2 separate regions of the Homo sapiens genome follow, and region 1 is linked to region 2. Evidence: chromatin loops called from intact Hi-C (ENCODE). Cell type or tissue: HepG2. All regions are shown on one strand. Links, peaks and the distances in the headings refer to the core of each region. The heading gives the core; the rest is flanking DNA.

What was found. A loop is a pair of places that touch in the nucleus more often than their neighbours do. Peaks named below come from ENCODE experiments on the same cell type or tissue, not always from the same donor. Only the 100,000 strongest peaks of a DNase experiment are listed, where the experiment ranks them.
Region 1: a loop joins it to region 2, with 10 times the contacts of the local background. A loop is called at or near these places in 4 of 110 quality-filtered maps.

Annotation. Positions count from the first base shown.
Region 1 is chr15:80,836,000-80,841,371 of GRCh38, forward strand. The region is part of intron 1 of CEMIP (cell migration inducing hyaluronidase 1); the gene reads left to right. Among named protein-coding and RNA genes, the nearest start is that of MIR549A, 3.4 kb to the right of the region's middle. In HepG2, for the core only: no CTCF peak of the experiment used is centred there; a DNase peak (open chromatin) is centred at 3,342.
Region 2 is chr15:80,967,222-80,972,593 of GRCh38, forward strand. It overlaps a transcript of MESD not described here. Among named protein-coding and RNA genes, the nearest start is that of MESD, 20 kb to the right of the region's middle. In HepG2, for the core only: a CTCF peak has its summit at 2,999 (motif pointing left); DNase peaks (open chromatin) are centred at 400 and 3,010.

The sequences.
Region 1 (5,372 bases), core at 289-5,288, 130 kb before region 2:
TCATGTGTAACTTGGTTTGCTCATAAAAAAAAAGTGGCTCATACTTGGTATATTTAGAGATGAGACGGAAGTGATTTTTTTTTTTTTTTTTGTATTCAGTTTTTCTCTATTTTTCTTTTTAAACCAAAAAGTGCTTGGAAAATTTCTCCACCCTATCCACTGTTAGTGCATTTTCCTGGCCTTAAAATTCTGGTAAAGCCTTCTGTTGCCCAAACTGAAGAGTTAAGTGTGCTGAGCTTGGCTTGACCTTCAGTTCTGCTTCTCTAAGAGCGAAAAGGCATCTTTTTCAGGACTGGTGCTATTAATGGGCTGAGGAGGACAGTGTTCCGAAGGGCAGAAAAATGCCTTCCTCTGTGAGAAATTAAGGCAGTGATTTCAAACAAATTGTTTCGCCAGTGTCTGGCATCCCTGCGGGTTGTCTCTGGTTTTCGTCCACTTGTACCAAATGCATTCATGAACATGGCAGACATTTTGCTGAAGGTCTCACAGGGAAGGACGGCTTGGAGACACACATTCCGTAAAAAACAGCTTGAAAACCTTCCTCAAACGTTTCTGTTTTCCATAGTTCCTTTTGCCATAGCGTCCAATCCTATGAGTTCTTTTGTTTTTCCTTTTCCTCCTGGATTTTCTGCCTCCTTACCTCCTGGGTTTTCTGCCTCCTTACCTCCTGGGTTTTCTGCCAGCCTTACCCTCTACCTCCATCACATCCAAAGGCCTCCTGCTTATTATGCAGAGAAATTTGGTCTGGTGTCAGCTTCCACGCCCAGATTTTAATTTTTTTATCCAACAGGGCATTCAGCAAATGAAGACCCTGCAGTTACCAGGACCAGAGCAGTAGGAAGTTATAAGTGATATTTTGCAGCAAGGCAGAATAATGTGATAGGATTGTAAGGGCTAAGCAGTGGAGTCCTAGAAGATGTCCTGAGCCCCTGGCTGCCTTGAGTTCTATTTTGGAAACGTTATTTCTAATTTCTCCCCAGTCCCTAGCTCCCAACTACCAGAGCTGGCCCCAGAACCACTCTCCCCTTCACTGGGAACAGACCCACATCCAACATCCCTATTCTATCTGCAATCATCTGCTGACTGTGGTCTAAGGGATGTGTCTGGCCCCCAGCACAGGCCCTGAGGCCAAGGAGAAGATGAGGTTGCTAAAACTCCAGGGCACTACCAGGCCCTCCTCAGTTATCTGTGGTTGCTCAGAATGATTTGCTTCATAAGCACTCCGAGACGCACAGATGGGGGAGAGTGATGTCATACCAGATTCCATGCTTGATAGACAGACAGATGGATATGCAAATGGAATGAACGAGAGAGATGGGAGGGGTGTAAATGATGGGTGGTGGAGTCTAGAATCAGGTAAGCAGAGGGTTTCCCAGGCTCCTTTGGAAGAGGAGTTCAAAATGACAAGACGCAAAGAACACCATTCTTTATGGCAACCTGGTACAGAACACAGGCACCAGCTCATGTCTGTCCTCACAACACCCTTGAGAGGTCACTGGAGCTTAGGAAACCAAGGGTTGCCCAGAAACATACAGTCAAAACTCAGATTCTAATGCCAGAGTTCCAGCCACTTCACCAGACTGCCTCCAAGAAGTTGCCACTGGTTGGCTGGAAGTCTTGTTCCAAATACTATCTGATGATATTTTCCTTCTTCCCCATCTGCCTTCCTTCAAGAGGAAGTAAACAGATATTCTAGAGCATCTGAACCAAGCATCTTTGCATTTATTTGGGGACATTATTAGTGTCATTTCTTTTCATTCAAGATGCCAGCTGTTGGGGGCAAAGTTGCCCCGCTGAGCTCATGGTATAGACATGGGCAGTTGCTAAAGTAATCCCTCCCCACCTGGAGGTTTCACCTTGCATCCCAAATACCACCCCTGCACAGACTGGGGTCTCTCATTGCTTTCCTCTGTGCCCTCCACTGGCCACACCAACTTCCTTGTTTACCCATCTTAGGTGAGAACACCCTTTCTCCCATGGACTCCTACCAATGCATTTCCCACTCTGCCCCTCTGGCTGTCCCAGGTGTGCTGTATGCAACAGCCCCCCCAGGTCTCTATGCTGCTGTTCCCTGCCCCAGACTCTCTGCTTGTCCAGACCCTGACCTGCGATGTGGAAGTGTGATAGAGGAGAGGGAATTCCAGGCAGAGTAGGAGCGGAGATGACCCATCCACATGCGTTCCACTCGCAGGGAGCGGAGGGTGGGGACGAGTCATTCATAGGGACTCCACACCCAGCTGGCTGGAGCAACGGGTCTTGCAGGTGAGCCCAGCCTGTCAGGACCCTCCTTCCTGGCAGGGACCCTGCTGGCCCGTGGGTGATGCCTTTCTCCTTGGCGCTGCCTCCAGAACTGTGGCGAGGCAGCCGTTTTCAAATGTTTGTTTGGGTTTTCTGGAAGCTCTTTGAAGTTGGAATGAAAAATCTGCCTAGTGGTTCTGAAATGGCCTCTCTGGCTCAGCAGGCCTGGGTCCTGCATCATTCCCTTGGTTCAAGGCTGAGTGCAATGCCACCACCCATTGCTGCCCAAATATGATGGTTGGATTGAAGTTCCCAGATATGTCATCAGGCCCCTTTAAGAAGTTCTCTTTCCTCTATGTTGTTCTACGCGCCTCATCCACCTCACTAGTCAGGAGGTCCTTGATGATAAAACCCCCCGTGTGATTTGTCTTTGTATTCCCAAGACCTATCCCAATGCCCTATACTCAGTGGCAACCACTATTGACACAGCTCTTTAAAATTCATAGAGTACTTCCATGTTCTCTCTTCAGAAGTATAAGGAAGGCATTCCCATTTTGCAGACGAGCACACTGAGGTTCAGACAGGTTGGGCAACTTGCTTTCAGTGACTCAGCTAGGACGGGGCAGACTGAGTATTTGACCCTGTGTGGCTCCAAAATCTGTGCTCCCCGGCTTCTGCCCTGCTTTCCCTGGACAGCCAAAGCGCTCCGTGCATGTTTGGTGCTGAGGTATTAGGGGGTTTAAGTCACAGGGTGTCCAGCACTCAGGAGCTGAGGCCACCCGCAGGCGTCTTGGTTGGCAGCTGAGCCCTCTGAGGTAACAGGAAATAGAGGCAGCGGGACTCAGGCTGGGGTTGAGGTGTTCGGGGTAGCAGGAGAGGAGGAGAAGCTGCTGAAGTGGTGGCAGCCACACTCAGTGAAGTAAGAGGCGCCCCTGCCCAGCGGCCTGAAAGCCACTTCTCCTCAGCCAGCAGGAATCGCATTCCATAGCACAGGAAGCCTCTGTTCAGAGGAGGTCCAGTCAGGAGTGAAGGCTGTGGAGTCAAGGCCGTGAGTGTGTGTGTGTGTGTGTGTGTGTGTGTGTGTGTGTGTGTGTTTAATTTGTGGCTTCAACAGAGGCCAGACTTAAGAATGAATGAAAGAGACAAACAAGGGCAGCTTGTCCCAAGTGGGGGAGGGAGAAGTGTGGACACCAGCTTCTGAGGGAGTCAAGTGCAAAGTCCTGGGCTCCCTGCAAACCGGGCCCTGCAGGAGGGCCAGCACCCGCAGCAGCAGCAGCGAAGCCGGCCAGACCTCCTGGCCTTCCTCACAGCAGAAGGGTGGGCCTTCAGCAACGGGGCCCTGTGCAGTGGGAAAAGGCAACACTGTGCTTGCCTTTGTGGCTAACAGGGGCTGTGCTGCAAATGCTTCAGGAGAGCCCCTGCAGGCTGAGAGGGACATTAGAAAGTTCCATCCTCTTCATCTGCCCACCTCCCTTGGACTGTGGGCTGTGGGCTGCATGGGGCACAGGCACAGGGCTGGATGTGTGGGGCAATTCACCCTCCCAGGTGGTCATTCCTTCTGGCTTTTTATTTGTCCAATATTCCTTCAGTCTCGATTATGTCCCAGGCAAAGTGCTAGACACGCCACACACATTTTCTTCCCTTGCCCTCACAACAACCCTAGCAGGTTGGCACTATCCACCGCATTTTATAGCTGAGGACACAGAACTGTAAAAATGAAGAAGTGACAAGTCCAAGGCCACCCAGCTGGGAAAGGTGGGGTGGGACTTGAAGCTGCTGAGTCTTTTTGAATCTCCTCCTCTAAGGGGCCCCCCAGGCCAGCAGGGAAGAGAAAGTCATAAGCACCCAATTCTGGTAGAAGGCAGAAAGTGGAAAGGGGGGTGTCTAAGTCCCAAGGTGCTTCCTAGGGGCTCGGAGGGTGGCCCCAGAAGACCCCGGGGGATCAGTGTTCTCCAGGAGTCTTGAAGGGCAAGTGTGATGTGGAAGTGTGATAGAGGAGAGGGAATTCCACACAGAGTAGGAGCAGAGATGACCCATCCACTCGCGTTCCACTCACGGGGCATGGAGGGTGGGGACGAGTCATTCATGGGGACTCCACACCCAGTTGGCTGGAGCAGCAGGTCTTGCAAGTCAGCCCAGCCTGTCAGGACCCTCCTTCCTGGCAGGGACCCCGGCTGGCCCACGGGTAATGCCTTTCTCCTTGGCGCTGCCTCCAGAACTGTGGCGAGGCAGCCGTTTTTAAATGTTTGTTTGGGTTTTCTGGAAGCTCCTTGAAGTTGGAATGAAAAATCTGCCTGGTGGTTCTGAAATGGCCTCTCCGGCTCAGTGGGCCTGGCTCCTACAGCATTCCCTGAAGAAGTAAACAGGCCCGTGCAGGGGGAAACTGCAGGGGCCACACTGCTGGACTGCTGGGTGTCCCTGGCCCGAGGCGTGGGAGGCCGGCCCTGGGCCCTGCAGCGCCCGAGTGTTTGCCCAGTTGCCCTGGACACACCAGCCTGGGGTGCAGGGACCACTGCCGCCTGAGAGGGAGTCCTAGGGGGTCCAGGACAGGAAGCCAGCGGTGTTTTATGTTACATTAGGAACACCAGCAGGCTTTCTGGAGTGGACTGAGCCTTGTGGTCAAGAAATAGGCAGGCTTGGAGGCTGTCGGGCTTCCCACCATGCAGCCACCATGCCTCACCTTCATTAGCTGACAAAGCAGTTCTCTGTCCTCACTGGCCACAAGGGGAGGAGGACACAGCTTTTGGAAACCTCCAGGCTGCTATCCTGGAACCTGGAGCCACGGCCAGGGACAGCTTGAGCGTCCCCTCCCCTCTCATCTTGTCCTCTGAGGGGTAGGCTGTGCCCCAGCTGAACGGGGCACCTGTGGCTTTGCCAGCTGATGGCTGCCATGTGGGAATTTGGACCTGGGTTGCCAGATCTTCAGATTTTCCAGCAAAGCTGGAAATCCAGATGTTTGTATGAAACTTCCCCAATTTAAAAAATGTTTAAAAACACTATGCAGGACGACCTATACACATCTGCAGGCCAGACTCGGTCCCTAGGCAGCCAGTTAGTGACCTCTACTCTCTGCCTTCAGACACCCAGGGCCACCTAAACAAAGGGCCCCCATGACAGTGATGGGTTGGGGGTGG
Region 2 (5,372 bases), core at 276-5,275:
GTGGAGGTTGTGGTGAACCGAGATCACACCATTGCACTCCAGCCTGGGCAACAAGAGTGAAACTCCATCTCAAAAAAAGAAAAAGAAAAAAGAAAAGAAAAGAAGTAGGAGCCCTCAGGGAGTTTTAATTTAGAGCAAGGACCTCAGAGAATTTGTAAGGAAGCTTCTATCCTAAGGGAGTCAGGGACCTCCTTTGCATTAGAATAAGGATCCCTATTGTCTTGTTTCTTCCAGACCCTGGCATGTAAATCCCAGGCCTGGCAGGACTTGCCACCCTGTTTATAGAAGAGGTAAGGCCCAGGGAAAGCAAGTATGGCACTCAATGTCGTCCAACTTGGAGCTGAGGTAGGAGGCATGGATCAAAGGGGCCCCAGTGTTTCTAGGCCTATGGCTGAAGCTCTCTCCTGCAGGAAGAATGCGGGCTGGCCTGAAAAACAGATGCAAGGCAGACCAGATGTCCCTGGGCATTCTTCACATTCCACCAACTGCAGCCCTCCTTGGCTGAGAGCTGCCAAGTCTGGGCTTCCAATTCATCAGCTTGGAAACTTCACCTCAGAAACTTCGGCAGACTTCTCTGGAGAAAACAAAAATTGCCCTAGGTCTGCCAGGGAACAGTGGTCAAAGATTTAAAATTGCAAGTTGGGCTGCTGAGATCCAGAATTTGACAAGCCCAGGTTTAAGCTGATTCAACAAGATCTATGGAGAGTTGGCCAAGTGGCCCCAACTGCAGGCTCAGGTTTTCCCAGATGCTGGATCAAGTGGAAAGGGGTCCAACATCTCAAGTTTCTGGCTTGTGACACTTGCGTGGGACCTCCTGAAATCTGCCTACCAAAAATTTCCTTGTACCAGCAAGCAGCATGGTCAAACTGCAGTCTCCTGCAGACCGCTTGGACTCTGGCAGCTCTGCCCCTTTCAGGGCAAACCATCTCACCTGAGAGCAGGTCCTCAGCCATGCAGGTATCTGAGAGCAGAGCACCAAGGTGGTGGGAACGGCAGATGTTTCTGCCTGGAAGGAAGCTGACCCGCTCTGCTCTGGCATACCCTACACTGGGCAAGGTGGCCATTCTCCTTCTGGAGCAATCTCTGTGGCCCATGTAGAATTCCATCCCAGCCCCTCCCTTAGAGTGTCAAGCCACAGTGAAAACTGCAGTGCCTCCAGAAGAAAACAGCCCAGGCAGGATGTTATCCTGCCTTCTCCTAGCTGTGACTCTCAGCAAGGGGCTTAACCCCTACAAGCTTCTGTCTAGTCACCTGAAGCACAAAACACACACACAAATGATAATAGTTAACATGTACTGAAAGCTCTGTTGGCCAGGCACAGTGGCTCACACCTGTACTCCTTTGGAAGGCCAAGGTGGGAGGATCGCTTGAGCTCAGGAGTTTAAGACCAGCCAAGGTAAAATAGTGAGACCCCACCTCTTTACTTTAAAAATAAAATAAAAAAGAAAGCTGTGTTAAGTGCTTCACAGGGACTTGCTCATTTAATCCTTATAATACTTCTCTGAAATGGGAACTTTTATTAGCACCTACAGGCTTAGATGAGTGAGGTCCTTAAATAACTTGTCCAACATGATACAGCTAATAAAATGCAGAGCTGGGAAGTCCAACACCAGAACTGTGCTTCAAAGGGCCACATAGTAAATGTTAACTAATACCAACCTTGTGGGGTTGTGAAGGGTAAATGAGGTCGGGCACAGTGGTTCACACCTGTAATCCCAACACTTTGGGAGGTCAAGGTGGGAGGATTGCTTGAACCCAGGAGTTCAAGACCAGCCAGGGCAACATAGGGAGACCCTGTCTCTACAAAAAATATTAAAAAATTAGCTGGGTGTGATGGTGCACACCTGTGGTCCCAGCTACCCAGGAGATTGAGGTGGGAGGACCACTTGAGCCTGGAGGTCGAGGCTGCAGTGAGCTGCCATCGTGCCAGTGCACTCCAGCGTGAGCAACAGAGTGAGACCCTAACTGAAAATAAAATGAGAGTAAATGAAATAAAGTATGTAAAGACCTGCACACAGTGGGTAGCATGTCACAGTTAGGTAAGGATGTCCAGAGCTTGCACACAGTAGGCACACTCCATGCTGAAAGACATTGTGTGTCTTTTAATATTCAACCTGTAAATACCAAGAAGGCAGGGACCTTGCCTGCCTTGCTATCTTTATCTCCACTGCCTGCACACTTCCCGAAACTTATTGGTGTTCAGCACTTACATGGGGAGTGCTTGTATCAACACTTGGCACATGGGTCTGAGAAGAGGTCCAGAGAAGGGGAGCAGCCCCTCTCCCAAGCAGATTACAGTGGCTGGTGTCAGTTTTGGAGTCTGCCTGCCTGAGTTTAAATCCTGGGTTTGAGGCTGGGCATGGTGGCTCACGCCTGTAACCCTAGCGCTTTGGGAGGTCGAGGCAGGCGGATCAGTTGAGGTCAGGAGCTCGAGACCACCCTGGCCAATATAGTGAAACCCCGTCTCCACTAAAAACACAAAAATTAGCCAGGTGTGGTGGCGGGTGCCTGTAATCCCAGCTACTCAGGAGTCTGAGGCAGGAGAATCACTTGAATCCGGGAGGCGGAAGTTGCAGTGAGCCGAGATGGCGCCACTGCACTCCAGTCTGGGCGACAGAGCAAGGCTCTGTCTTAAAAAACAACAACAAAAAATCCTGGCTTTGTCACTGCCTTGCAGCGTGACCTTGGGGAAAATACTGAATGGCTATGTGCCTCAGTTTCCTTGTGTGCAAAATGGGGATGACAGTATTTACTGCATAGGGCTGCTTGCTATGAGGATGAAGTAAATTAATATTACTAGAACAGTACACATGGATAAGATAATCCCTTGGATTTCCAAGAGAATTCAGAGAGAGAGGTGTATGCAGATTTTCACAGATATTTTGCAAGCACAGACTGAGCAGTCTGTTAATTAAAATAATAGCTGAAGAATTCTCACCGAAGGATCAGTGGCAAATTAGAGACACATGGTGGGGAAGCCGTGAGGCACAGCTGGTCTCTGCTGCCCCCTAGTGGGTACATCCTTTAATTTTTAAATTGACTTTCCTTTAGGAGATGATAACCACTGCAGACAGCTTCCGAAAAAGGTTCTAGTCAAATCACTTTCCCAAGCTGTGCTTTGGTTATATGGTGGAGAGAATGAACAATTCTACTTCACTTAATAGGGGTCTTACGAAGTAGTAAAGGCACTCGCTGGCCTCGTGATCACTGGCAAATCCCCTTCCCTCTGGGCTCACTCACCTGTAAACTATCTACTCCTCCACTGCAGGGCAGGTGTGAGGCTCACATGCAGTGCATAATGGGAAGTGTTGTACTTTCTGACATCAAAAACGTGTTCTTCATCATAATTATCGTTGTCTTCCTCTCTGCTTCCCGGCCCCAAATGAACTCCGTAGCTAACTCAGCCACTCCTATTCTTCGGAACTTTCCCGCTCAGACCTAGTCAAACAAAATCAGTGTCTGATGGTAGTTACGGCAGTAAGAACAGATTTAAATCAGAAAGTACTGCAATAAGGGGAAAGAGACCTCAGTACAGAAGTGGGCTCAATTCTGAATACAGCATGCACAAACAGGTTTTTACCCCAGCCAAGGAGCAGGATGGGGGCAGTAGATGGAAAATGACTAAGAGGAAATGTCAGGGGTAGCACGGATTCTGGTTAAACAGACCTAACAGGATTATGCTGAAGGTAGGCCTGGGTGATCAGATATCACCTGGGGGCGGGGTGGAGGATGGAGAATTTGATCAGATATTGAGTGATTAGATATCAAGGGTAAGAAGTTCTCAATAAATTGATTAACAGGATTCTTGCTAAAATGGGCAACTCAAGCCCCACAAGAGCAGACACTGAAAGTCAATGCTTCAAGGGCTTCAAGGAGCCTCACTGGAGGCTGGTCAAGAAGAGAATATTTGTCAACTGCTACCCCAGAGGATTCCTACTGCAAGTCTTTGTGGAAGAGCTTGATCTTTGCCTGCTGTAAATGGCTTTCAGCTCCAAGCCCTGGCCTCACCCTACCTGGTCAACGAGGTACCTGACAGCCTAGCATAGGAAAACAATGGCCATCAGATTGCACAGTCAAGGGTTAATTTCTATTTTCAGTCAAGAGCATTCACATGCAAAGCCCTAGAAATGACAAAGACCCCTCCTTAGAAACTTTAGTTGGGCTCCTCTGAGCCATCTTCTCAGCTAGGCCTTGACCTTGGACTGCTGAGCCCAGCGTTAGCAACAATCCTAAGTCAGTTAATAAGAATCCCCCTGCCCCTGATATCTAATCAAGTTCCTCTTAGTAATTCTCCACCCACTGATCCCCTCACTCTGCTCCTCTGCTGTAAATCCCCAATTGTCTTCACTGTATTCAGAGTTGAGTTCAACTTCTTCCCTTATTCCAATAGGAGCAATAAAGTCTTAAAACAATTTTTTTTTTCCAGCCAGGGTCTCACTCTGTCCCCCAGGCTGGAGTACAGTGACACAATCACAGCTCACTGCAGCCTCTATCTCTCAGGTTCAAGAGATCCTCCCGCCTCAACCTCCTGAGTAGCTGGGACTAAACAATAATCAGGGACACAGGAAAAAGTAGGACCTGAGACAAGTAGGACCACGCCTGTAGTCCCAGCTACTTGGGAGGGAGGCTGAGGTGGGAGGATTGATTAAGCCCGGGAGGTGAAGGTTGCAGTGAGCCAAGACTGCACCATTGCACTCCAGCCTGGGCAACAGAGTGAGATTCTGTCTCAAAAAAAAAAAAAAAGAAATCGACACCAAAGGACTAATCTTAAGGAAGGAAAACTGCTCATTTCAACGTTATTGATAATTGTGGATAACTAAAAAAACTCAAATATAGAAAAAAATAGAGAGCACAGATACAGGCCCGGTGCTGGGGACTTTACACATGTGCTTCGTCTCACTCCCTCACATAGATGGATAAGTAGAGATCAGGAAAAGTTAGAGAGGATCAGACCTGCAGAAACCTCTTCAAAGTAGCCCTAGGGAAAAGTTTCTCATAGGAATACAGAGCTCTCAGAATTCAAGGAAAACTTGAATATCAAAACTCAGGAGGTCGAACACTTAGGGCAAGTGTAGAAACTTAACTAACACACACATTCTTGCAATTCACTGTGGCTGCTGCACTATTAATGCCTCAGCTATCAAATCATCCAGTCTCTGGCTGAGAGAGGATCTGATTTGTCAACCTGGTTGATGGTGACCTGGGTCAGATGCCCACCTCTGGTCCAAAAGACCATGACCATCCAGGGAGGGTGGGAGAGCAGGGCAGGGCTGTGCATGTAAACACAGCAGCCAGAGCTGTGGGTAGAAGTACATGCTCCTAGAAAGGGACATGGATCGTGAGGCAGAGATTGGACTCAGGCACGTGTAAGT